Regions from separate parts of the Homo sapiens genome. Here regions 1 and 3 are each linked to region 2. Evidence: chromatin contacts called from ENCODE Hi-C or POLR2A ChIA-PET data. All regions are on one chromosome and are shown on one strand. The core of a region is the stretch at or near the end of the contact, and the rest is flanking DNA. Distances in the headings are between cores, read along the strand shown. Region 1 overlaps ATE1 (arginyltransferase 1). Region 2 holds the start of FGFR2 (fibroblast growth factor receptor 2). Region 3 overlaps LOC105378523 (a long non-coding RNA gene).

Region 1 (3,616 bases), core at 436-2,935, 310 kb before region 2:
TTTTTGTATTTTTAGTAGAAACGGGGTTTCACTGTGTTGGCCAGGCTGGTCTCAAACTCTTGACCTTGTGACCTGCCCGCCTTGGCCTCCCAAAGTGCTGGGATTACAGGTGTGAGCCACCACATCTGGCTGCCTCTCTTTCTTTTGTAGTGTTTATATTTGGTTGTTTATTTGACTTGTTACAGGCTTCTGAATTATCTGTGCCTGGAACTAGGAGTGATGTACTCATTAGAGTAAAGGAATAAACAGCTATGACAAAAAGATACCAAAATGCAATAACTAAAAGAAAGATAAAAGTCTGTTTCTTTCGGGGCCGGGTGTGGTGGCTCACACCTGTAGTCCCAGCACTTTGAGAGGCCAACACAGGCGGATCACGAGGTCAGGAGATCAAGACCATCCTGGCTTACACGGTGAAACCCTGTCTTCTCTAAAATTACAAAAAATTAGCCGGGCTTGGCCGGGCATGGTGGTTCACGCCTGTAATCCCAGCACTTTGGGAGGCCGAGGCAGGTGGATCACGAGGTCAGGAGATCGAGACCATCCCGGCTAACACAGTGAAATCCCGTCTGTATTAAAAATGCAAAAAATTAACTGGGCATGGTGGTGGGCGCCTGTGGTCCCAGCTACTTGGGAGGCTGAGGCAGGAGAATGGCGTGAACTTGGGAGGCGGAGCTTGCAGTGAGCCGAGGTCGCGCCCCTGCACTGCAGCCTGGGCGACAGAGGGAGACTCCTCAAAAAAAAAAAAGTCTGTTTCTTTCCTCACATAACAGTTCAGTGTGGGTGTTCTAGGTTGGCGTTCAACTCTTCTCCCCACCAGCCATTCTGGGCTTTTCTTTAACATGTGATTTCCCAGGTTGCTCTGGTTTTTACTAATCCAGCCATTGTGGGGAAGGGTAGAAGTTCAGGGTCGCAAGTTTCCTTTAAAACTAGTGAGGCATAATTGGATGTATCAGTTGTGTTATGTTCTGTTGGCAGGAGCTTGGTCACCACTTGTAAAGGGACTGGCAGTACATTGCCCTGCTAGGGCGCCACAGTTTTTGTTTTTTTTTTTTTTTTTTAATTTACTGTAGAGATAGTGTCTCACTATGTTGCCCAGGCAGGTCTTAAACTCCTGGCCTCAAGCAGTCCTCCTGTGTTGGCCTCCCAAAGAGCTGGAATTACAGGCATGAACCACCATGCCCAGCTGTGCCAGTCTTAAGTGCAGCTCTCTTATTTTGGAGGATGAGAATGGATTTGGTGGACAGATAGTAATTCTGCCACAATGGATAATAGGAACATTGTATTTCTGTATTTACCTAACTGTATCAAATAACCCAGCTGATGGATTTTTAATTTCTTCTGATTTGTAGATGAGCCCATGGATTCCACAATGGATGATGCTGTTGCGGGTGACTTTGCATTGATAAATAAACTGGATATACAGTGTGATCTTAAAACACTCAGTGATGACATCAAAGAGAGTTTAGAGAGTGAAGGAAAAAATTCAAAGAAAGAAGAACCTCAGGAATTACTTCAGTCACAAGATTTCGTAGGAGAGAAGTTGGGCTCTGGTGAACCGTCACATTCAGTTAAAGTTCACACAGTTCCTAAGCCAGGTAGTAAAGATTTTTGATACCAAGTCATATTCACGGCTTTGCTTTTTGCTGAGTCATTTTAAACCCTGGGTCTTTCCATCAGCCAAAAGGATGACTTAGTCGTGCAGTCTGTAAAACAGAACCCTGCTTTGTTTATTATTGCCTAGAATTAGATGGACAAATCATGCCTTTTACAAACTACTATGCTTAAAAAGCCTGTAACAATAGCCTTATCCCTAAATACAGATATTTTCAAAGAGTTCCATTTCTACTTACTACTTTAGGGCCTTACAGGGTTGAGAATCAAATTTTTCTCAGTGAAAAGGAGTGATAAACATTCTTATTTTAACATTAAGTGAGACAACATGAATTATAGTTATTATGTCCAAAATACAGACATTATAAAATTCTTCAGTTTATCATTAAATTTTTTAATGTAATTTTAGTGTATTTTAGTTTTAAAATGTCCAGATTTTGATGTTTAACTTTGCCTTTAATCAGGTAAGATTTTTTTATGTTATTACTTATAAAAGAATTAGGCTTAATAAGTTTATCCAGTATTAAATGAATTTAATATGTGTGTATATGACTCTTTTAAAATTATTTCGTGAAATGTGAAGTTGGATGGTTATTAGTTTATTAGATGTGTCAGTTTTTGAATTAGTTCTTATATTTATGCCAAATGATCCAAGGGAAAGATTTTTAGTACTATTTTAGTTTTTCTTGTCTAAACTATGTTACACATGTTAAAGTAGAGAAAATTCTCCATTTGCAATTTTATTGAATAGTTTTTTACATAAGGTTTTCATGTTAAGTTGATTTTGGTCTGAGATTTCATCCTAATTAATACTAATAGTTCAAGAAAATATTTATTTTTTAATTTGAGACAGGGTCTTGCTCTGCCGCCTAGGCTGGAGTGAAGTGGCGTGATCATAGCTCACTGCAGCCTTGAGCTCCTGGGGCCAAGTGATCCTCTTGCCTTAGGTTCCTGAGTAGGTAGGAATACAGGAGCTTGTCACCATGCCTAGTTCTTTTAAAATTTTTTGTAGAGACAGGGTCTCACTATATTACCCAGGCTGGTCTCCAACTCCTCACCTAGTTATCCTCCCACCCTCGCCTCCCAAAGTGCTGAGATTACAGGCATGAGCCACTGTGCCCAGCTCCCAGTGAAATATTTTGAATAATTCAGACAGTTTCTTTCAACTATTTCTCTCTGGGGGGTAGGGTCAATTCTTTTATTATTTTTTAATAAAATTACTTATAGTTTGTCAAATTTAAAAAATCGTTATTCAAACATAGATGAACATAGATTGAATAGTATAATCGACTTCCATGTACTCTACCTGCATTTGAAACAATTACTGACTCATGTCATAGCCACTCTTGTTTCATCTAGTTCCCCCTTCCAAAATTATATTGAGGCAAATTCCAGACATTGTGATATCCTGTATTTCAGAATACGTTTCTAAAAGATAAGAACTTTAAAAAAAATATTCACAATACCATTATTATACTTGAAGAAAATTTCTTAATGCCATTGAATAGTGTTCAAATTCCAATTTTTAAACATTTGTTTGTGTTAGGATCCAGATAATGTCCACATATTGTGATTGTTGATATATTTAAAAAATCTCTTACGGCCAGGAGTGGTGGCTTACAACTGTAATCCCAGCACTGTGGGAGACCGAGGCAGGTGGATTGCTTGAGCCCAGGAGTTTGAGACCAGCCTGAACAACATGGTGAAACCTGTCTGTACTAGAAATACAAAATATTAGCCAGGTGTTATGGTGCATGCCTGTAGTCCCAGCTACTTGGGAGGCTGAGGTGGGAGGATCACCTGAGCTTGGGAAGTCGAGGCTGCAGTGAGCTGAGATCGTGCCTCTGCATTCTAGCCTGGGTGGTGAGAATGAGACCCTGTCTCAAAACAACAACAACAATCTCTTTTGTTCTAGATATTCCCCTTCCATCATTCCTCAACTGGGTTGTTTGTCTTGGGTTGTTTGTTCCACTTTCTGTATCTGACAGGTTACGTTTGCAGTTTA
Region 2 (3,832 bases), core at 1,028-3,527:
AGATTGGGGCTTATTTACCTATTCACACTCCGCCGTGGAAGCTCATTAATAGGCTTTATTAGCAACACCATTCATGGGAGGCCATTGACGAAAGGGGTTCCAGCCACTTGAAGAGGGAAGAGAAAAGAAAAAACTGTAAAGAGATTATTTTCTCATTCAGAAGCCTCAGTGGTGTGAAGGTTTTCCTGGATGGTCTGAGGTCACTTGAAGACTAAATATGGGGACATAATTGATTTTTTAAAAATAATTCTAAACATACTTCCCCCCCCTCCTCAAAACTGAAGAGTTTCCTGTTGTGGTCTTGTGGGTTTCAGTCCCTTATATATGAGCCCTCTTTAGGGAATAAGGAGCTTTTGATAGATTGGTGTCTTTTCATTTCTATAAAAAATACATTCTGCAAACTGTGCCTGGACATGAAAGTAGGTGTTCTTATTTGTCATTTTCAGCGGAAAGCTTCCTTTCCATTCAACATGCATAAAGCTATTGATGAATGGGGGATAGGGACAGCGGCTTCCTGCACCATTAATTTATGTGAGAATGTGTTAACAGCATTTTCAATGGCTGATGGATGCGGTGTAGGATGGGAAAGGAACTGTCCTGAGACACTCGAGTTTCCCATTGGTGGGGAATATAAAGATGTAAGTGGCAACCTGCGAGCAGGCAGACACGTTCAGCTGCATCCCTTTTCTGAGAACTTGAAAACATACTGCTATCAGAACAACCCGTGTGGGAGTGAATGGCTAAGTGTCAACCTGGGCTGAGGTGTCCGTTAATGTATAGGCTCTGGGGCTAATCCAGGTTAGAGGACTTGACCAAAAACATACCCTCCCACCAAGCATATAGAGGGATAATTTTGCTTAAGAACCAGTTTTTATTTTGTTGCTATCAAATTTCCAAAATACAATGTTATAGCCTTTTGCCTGAGGCAGTTAAATGGATTTCTTACTTGTGTGGCTTTTAAATAACTTGCATAAACGTTTTCTGTGCTATATTTGTGAATAAAAATGATTTTCTAATCATGTAGCACCTTGAAAAATATTTTTGTAAATGTTATGAAGGGTGCAATGTTAGTGACACAGGTGCAAATATGTTTCTAAATCCAGGAAAAGTCTGTTTTCCAAGTCAGGTTTGTTCTCAATGCTTCATCTATCTTCAGGCCTCAAAAGGATTCTAAAGCATTTCTGGGTTTAGTGACCTTTTCTAAAGAAAAATAATTAAGGTTTTAATCTATATGGTCTTGAACTTAAGCACGGCTGCTCAGGAGCTGGATGAATAAGGAGGGAGAAAAAGCATATTTAAAATAAATTATTCCGAAGACACGGCTTAGTGAAAAGGTAAATGGACATAGGAACTTTAACCAGTTACAGCTTGGTGTGCAGTTGAAGAATCAGATTTTGCATTTATGATTTTTAATCTAAGATTCAGAGGGAGGAATTACTTTGTTCAAGGTCTATTTATGGTAGAGTTGTCTTTAGACTCCTTTGAATTTCTTTTTATTAATCCAAACATATATTATTAAACACTTTTTTTTTTTGATGCAATTTTGGCTTTTTCTGAGAGAGCCACATTCAAAGTCAGGCTGTCCTAGTAGCCAGCTGTGTGGTCCTAGGCAAATTACTTAACCTCTCTGATCCTGTTTCCTTATCAGAAACTGGGAATAGTACTCTGCAGGGTGGTTGGGCAGATGAAATAGAATCACCTATGTAGTGTGACCCTCCCATAGTAGGGCCTCCATTAATATTCAGTTTTTTCCTCTCATTTCTATTGTTTAGAAGGACAGAAACATGCAATGTCCTGCGAACATTTCCAAGTGGCTTCCTCTCCTCCAAAAGCTTCAGCTGCCTGGCAACCCTCCCCGCAGTATCAAGCAGGCGCATTTTAAAGTCTCTTTAGCGGGAGGGCAGGGTTAGAGCCTTCGGTCATTTGTTTTCTAACTTGACATAAAACAACGTAACGCAGTCGCTCAGCGAGCCGTTGGCCAGCCTCGCTCGCCCGGGGAGGAGGGAGGAGGTGGCGCGGGGCGCGGGACCAGGCCTTATTCGGAGGCTGTCGCTGCATCCCTACGGCCGCATCGCGGCCGAGCCCTCGCCTCCCGGGCCGGTGTCTCCGGCTGCTCGGAGGCGTCGGGAGCCGCGCGGGACTCGGGGCGGCCCGGGCGCGCGGCGCTGATTGGCAGAGAGGGCGCCGCCGTCCAGGAAACGGCTCGGGTTTCAGTGGGGGCGTGACCCGCCGCGAGGAGGCGGGGGCGGCGGCGGCGGCGCGGGCGGCGGCTGGAGGAGAGCGCGGTGGAGAGCCGAGCGGGCGGGCGGCGGGTGCGGAGCGGGCGAGGGAGCGCGCGCGGCCGCCACAAAGCTCGGGCGCCGCGGGGCTGCATGCGGCGTACCTGGCCCGGCGCGGCGACTGCTCTCCGGGCTGGCGGGGGCCGGCCGCGAGCCCCGGGGGCCCCGAGGCCGCAGCTTGCCTGCGCGCTCTGAGCCTTCGCAACTCGCGAGCAAAGTTTGGTGGAGGCAACGCCAAGCCTGAGTCCTTTCTTCCTCTCGTTCCCCAAATCCGAGGGCAGCCCGCGGGCGTCATGCCCGCGCTCCTCCGCAGCCTGGGGTACGCGTGAAGCCCGGGAGGCTTGGCGCCGGCGAAGACCCAAGGACCACTCTTCTGCGTTTGGAGTTGCTCCCCGCAACCCCGGGCTCGTCGCTTTCTCCATCCCGACCCACGCGGGGCGCGGGGACAACACAGGTCGCGGAGGAGCGTTGCCATTCAAGGTAATCGCCGCGCAAGACGCCTCGGGGAGCTTCGCCAGCCGGGGACGTGGGCGCCACGGGAGCCCGGGACGCCGGGTGCACCGTCCTCCGGGCGGGGGGCGCGGAAGGACTAGCATTGTGGAGGACGCTCCGTGTCCTCCCTCTGTGGCTGCATAGGTGATGGGGGAGGTGGGTGCGTGCTGACGGCCGGCGTTCTGGAAGTTCTGCCTCTGCTACCCCCATCCAGATGCTGACATCTGCTTCTGGCGTTGACGCCCCCCTCCCTGTCAAACCCTGGCGGGCGCATTCCCGCTGACTGGGCGCGTTTCTCCGACCCCAGAGCAGACGGGCGGAAGGTTCGCCTGCCCGTGGCACAGCCCCGCAGGCCGGTTCCCGGGGTCATCTCCGAGGTGCCCCATCCGTGTGTCCTGGGAACTTCCGTACCATCCAGGCCCTGCGGAGACCCCTTTTTCGGGAGGGGGCCGCTGGGGTGGGGCCGGTGACATCCCGTAGGGGTGGCGATGGCCAGGGGTGGCACTGCTGGGGAGGCGACGGCTCCGGTGCCTGGGCGCCCCTCGCCCGCAGCCGCCGTCGGCGCTGGAGGGAGCGCAGTGCGCCTGGGGCTAGGGGGCGAACTGGACCGACTTTTTCTAGTTCGCCTGCCTGCTCTGCCGCAGCGGCTGGGAGATGTCGAAAGCGCAGGCGAGTTCTAACTTGCGCGCTCATTTTTTTCGGCCACGGGGCCGCGCTGGGGAAAAAAGCCGAGGGCCCTGCGTGGCGCTGGCTCCGACCCTCGCGGACCACGGACCTGGCGCAGGAGGCCCGCTCGGGGACCACCAGCCTCCGTCGCTCTCCTCGCACCCCGCTCCCTTGCAGACCGTTCTCCAGACCCTCCTTCCTTTCTCCCAATTCAATAAAACCTACCCTTAAAGGCAAACCTGCTTTCAAACTCAGGGCACCCATTATGTGTTTGGTGTGAAACGCTATCAACATTTAAAACTCCATTGTCTCCCTGGTCCCAAATCCCTGTAAATCTTCCACCGGGCTCGACTCATTTTCATCTGAAAAGCCTGTTTAGTTTGAATAGAAAAGCA
Region 3 (3,985 bases), core at 382-2,881, 290 kb after region 2:
GTCATAAGACATACCATGTGTTCAACATTGTGCTAAGCAGTGAAGGTACAGGAATGAGTCAGACAGTTTCTACCTCCAAAAAATTTGCTTTCTAGTGTTCTGGGATGCAAGATGGAAGAGGATGTACAGGGAACGGTTGTCCCCTTCCAAAGAGGAAATGGACAAACCTAGTTTGAAATGGAAAAGTTGGGTTGGAAAATTTCCTAGAGAGGCTGATTATGTCATGAAAGATGAGACAAGGAGACAAGGAGTGGCTTGCCAGGTGAAGGGGCAGGATGAGCAAAAGCTTGGAGCCTGAAGTCACCTGGTGTGTGCAGGGAACAGCAGGGAACCTAAAATATTGGATCATGTGTCTATTTGGTGAAGGTGGCTGGAGAAGTAGTGGGGGGGTCAGAGAGTGGACAGCCTTGGATGCCATACTCATGAACATTTCTTACTCTGTAAGTTTGAGCTGCTGAAGTGGCAAACAATTATTTGTGCACTTAGTAGAAGAAGAAAGAAGATTTTCCTTTCAGTAGAGATCTTATATCCTCTTTCGCTCTAATGAAACACACAGTCTATTTTAGGTTAATCTATAAACTAGAGAAAACACAATCAAAGTCAGAATGCATTGCATCCCCCTCCTCCACACACACTGGAATTCCAAAAATAGAAGTTGCATTTCTGTCGGATTCTCTGTGCTTCCAACGCTGCCTGTGTCAGGAGTGAGAACTATGTAAAACTGAGAGCAGTGGCTGTAATTATAATGGAAGCTGATGCATCCTTCATGGGCTTGATCTCAACGTGCCTTGATGGGGCCGAAGCCAGTCTGTTTCTACGCATAGTTAGAGCCTGGCTCCAATTCTAGCAGATTTAATAGCTCTTCATTTATTTTTCCAGTCTTCAACAACATGCTTCTATATAATTGTCTTCACATCCCATTACCATTTTCTTGAATCTTCCCTGAAGAGGAAAACCAACACACCAACCCAACATTCTGGCTAAACATTGGCAGATGCCTTGTAAAGAAGTTTTATAAAACATACATTAAGCAATTCAGCTGAAAACCTGTTGTAACAAGCTATTTGATTTTAATGAACTATCCCCACTGAAGGGGTTTTGTCATATTTACACTAGGTCTTTCACTAACTAGTCTCTTTGTAAGTCCAAAAAAGAAAAAAAAAAGGCGAGTCACTGCCCAGGAGAAAGACAGAAACACAAAGGGCAACATTCCTTGCTTGAAGCTATGCACTGTATACACAGTAGATGAATGAAGAAAGGATATGTGAACCCTCAAGTCCAAACTCTCTGTCTGTCAAGAGTACTCTCATGTGGTTGAGGATTGGCCAGGCCATGGAACCCAACAAGAGATGCAACCACAAACAGCACTGATGCTTGCCTCATATTAGTGGTCTTTCGATATTGGTTTGATACTTTATCGTAATTCACTGTATATGAGAAAAATAGTCATTCAGAAGTTAAAAATCACGTTTTGAGTTTTTTCTTTGAGAAGGTAAGTGTCTCCCTGGAAGCAGTATTATTCCATCCATCACTCAGTTATTAGTCATTAGCAGCAGAATCAATGGTATAAACCTAGTGACTCAACACTCCTGGGGTTGAATTCAGCCCAGGGATGGGTTCATTACTTACATAAAAAGGCAATGGTTCTGGAATGGGCATTGGTCATGGTTCTTGTTATGTTTCCTATCAAGGTGTGTATCTTAGCAAGAGCTGACTCTCTTAGCAGGAGGCCATCAGTCTCTTTCTAGTTTATACAAGGAACAACATTCCAGGCACGCAGCCAGTTGAATAGGGGTCTGTGTTATACATGGTCTCAGCACCCAGGGAAGCATTTGTGTATGTAGATGTAAATTTCTGTACATATACACAAACTGTGCCTTGGCCTTAGTGCCCCTGAAAATAGACCCTTAGACAAAGATTTGTATGCAGATGGCTTATTGAAAAAGTGGTCCCAGGGAGCAGAAGGGAAGGATGGAGTGGAAAAGGGAAGGAGGGCAAGTCAGTAAAGAGATATATGTTACTGAGTTGATCACTGTGTAGTCAATGGTGACTGAGGCACCATCCTAAGGGGTTTCCTAAGGAGCCTTAGGAAGTGTGCTCAAAAATGTCTGCAGAAGCAATGTGGAGGGATGCATCGGCCTACCAGCTCCCCATCTGGCACTAGCCAAGGTGATCACATAGGCTGTAACTCACCTGCAGTTCCTGGATGTACATGCATGTGCTGGGTCCCACCCCAGGGCATCAGAGAAGGACCAAGGCAGAAAGAGGTATGAGGTTAGGGAATGATTAGGCACCATTAGGCTGCCCCTAAGTGCAAGTGGACTGCGCCTGCACTGAACTGATCATTGCAGAGGTACCTGGAGTAAGAGGTTGAACGAGAAGATTTCAAGAGGTTCGCACTCAGGAGGTGTCTGACACTTGCCGTAGTCTATCCAGTGCCTTCCAAGATGTGCAGTCACTGGGATTTGTGGTTGGTTAATGTCATCATTATATCCTGCCTTGGTCTAAGACTGCAAATTAATTGAAGAGAAACGCCCTGCCACCTCCCCTGGTCTGGGTGAGGCCTTTGTTTTCTGGCGAGATTCTGTTCTCTAAGGTTATAAGAGCTCTCTTAGAGATCTATCCGTAGTCTTGGCCTAAAATAGAAAAGATAATTTTTCCCCAATGCTTTTTAAAAATTGAAGTATAATTTACATTTAGTGAAATGCACAGATTCCAAGTATTTAGTTCTGTCCGTTTGGACAAATGCAGATACTCATGTAACCCACACCCCTGGTAAGATATAGAATATTTCCATCAGTCCAGGAAGTATCCCTGTACCTTTTCCCAGTCAACCCCACCACCCACTCTGGAAGCAGTCACTGCTTTGATTTCTATCATCATCTATTAATTTTCTCATGTGAAAAACTCCATATAGATGCAGCCATCTGGTATGGACTATTTTGTGTCTGGCTTCACTCAACATAATGTTTTCACTCAGTACTCAATATAATGTCTTGGGAATTCATCCATATTGCTGCATGTTTCTGCAATTTGAACCTTTTTATTGCCGTCTAGTATTCCATTGTATGAATCTACCACAATTTGTTTATCCTTTCTACTGTTAATTGACACTTGGGTGGCTTCCAGTTTGTAGCTGTATGAATAAAGTTGCTATGAACAAGTCTTTTTGTGGACGTGTGTTTTCATTTCTCTTGGATAAATACTTAGAAGACTTCTGGGTCATAGGATAGATGTCTATTTAACTATATAACAAAAGTGTTTGTAAGATTTGACACTCCTGCCAGCAACGAATGAGAGTTCTGATACCTCCCTATCTTTGCCAATATCTGGTATTACCAGTCTTTTCCATTTTAGCCATTACTGCTGATTGTGTAACAGTATGACATTGTCATTTTATTTTATATTTCCCTAATGACTAATGACAGTGAGTATTCCTTCATGTACTTATTGGCCATTTGAATATTTTCTTTGGTGAAAAACCTATTCAAATATTTTGCTTATTTTTTATCGGGCTGTTTGTCTTTTTATTACTGAGTTGTATGAATTCCTTACATATTCCAGAATCAAGTTCTTTATCAGATGTATATGTTGCAAATGTTCTCCTCCAGTCTGTGGCATGTCTATTCATTTTTTTAAAGCGGTGTTTATTGATAAGCAAAAATGTGAAATTTTGACTGTGTTCAATAATTGTGTTTTTCTCTGATGTGTATTGCTTTTCTGTGTCCTCTCTAAATGATATTTGCCTACTCCAGGGTCGTAAAGATGTATTCCTAATTTTTCTCGTAGGAGCTTTGTATTTTTATGAGGCATATGCTGGATTGTTTTAGATAGTCTATGCCAATTTATTTTATTTTATTTTTTTACCAAGAAAAGTTGGTAGTCACTACTTGTATTACTCATGAACACTGATGGAGACATTAACTCCCAGATTGATACATTATGGAGACCTCTGAAAATCCCAACTAAGTTCTTATATTTACAT

The links. A loop is a pair of places that touch in the nucleus more often than their neighbours do. ChIA-PET counts read pairs that join two places held with the same protein, here RNA polymerase II (POLR2A). Pooled maps may share reads with other maps.
Region 1: a map of dorsolateral prefrontal cortex shows a loop between it and region 2 (4-fold over the local background). The contact joins the enhancer-like site here to the promoter of FGFR2 in region 2. A Hi-C loop is called at or near these places in 11 of 168 maps with a recorded cell type or tissue (Caco-2, GM12878, HCT116 and 7 more), 18 of 37 single-sample maps with no recorded cell type and 23 of 50 pooled maps. POLR2A ChIA-PET finds 5 or more read pairs at or near these places in 1 of 52 experiments (BJ).
Region 3: a loop to region 2 is called in a map of MCF 10A, with 5 times the contacts of the local background. The contact joins the enhancer-like site here to the promoter of FGFR2 in region 2. A Hi-C loop is called at or near these places in 7 of 168 maps with a recorded cell type or tissue (MCF 10A, dorsolateral prefrontal cortex, mammary epithelial cell and 3 more), 1 of 37 single-sample maps with no recorded cell type and 7 of 50 pooled maps.

The regions. Positions count from the first base shown.
Region 1 is chr10:121,908,885-121,912,500 of GRCh38, reverse strand. ATE1 (arginyltransferase 1) reads left to right here. Exons shown (of 12, transcript NM_001001976.3): 5 at 1,350-1,595. Among named protein-coding and RNA genes, the nearest start is that of ATE1, 17 kb to the left of the region's middle. Within about 2 kb of position 1,685, at least 2 of the 41 ENCODE cell types and tissues checked have a DNase peak (open chromatin) inside an H3K27ac peak, as active enhancers do; they include GM12878, where a contact is called at or near this core.
Region 2 is chr10:121,596,889-121,600,720 of GRCh38, reverse strand. It overlaps FGFR2 (fibroblast growth factor receptor 2), which reads left to right and starts at 2,277. Exons shown (of 18, transcript NM_000141.5): 1 at 2,277-2,759. RefSeq lists enhancers at 3,071-3,806, 3,807-3,832.
Region 3 is chr10:121,305,402-121,309,386 of GRCh38, reverse strand. The region is part of intron 1 of LOC105378523 (a long non-coding RNA gene); the gene reads left to right. Among named protein-coding and RNA genes, the nearest start is that of LINC01153, 130 kb to the right of the region's middle. Within about 2 kb of position 1,631, at least 2 of the 41 ENCODE cell types and tissues checked have a DNase peak (open chromatin) inside an H3K27ac peak, as active enhancers do; they include mammary epithelial cell, where a contact is called at or near this core.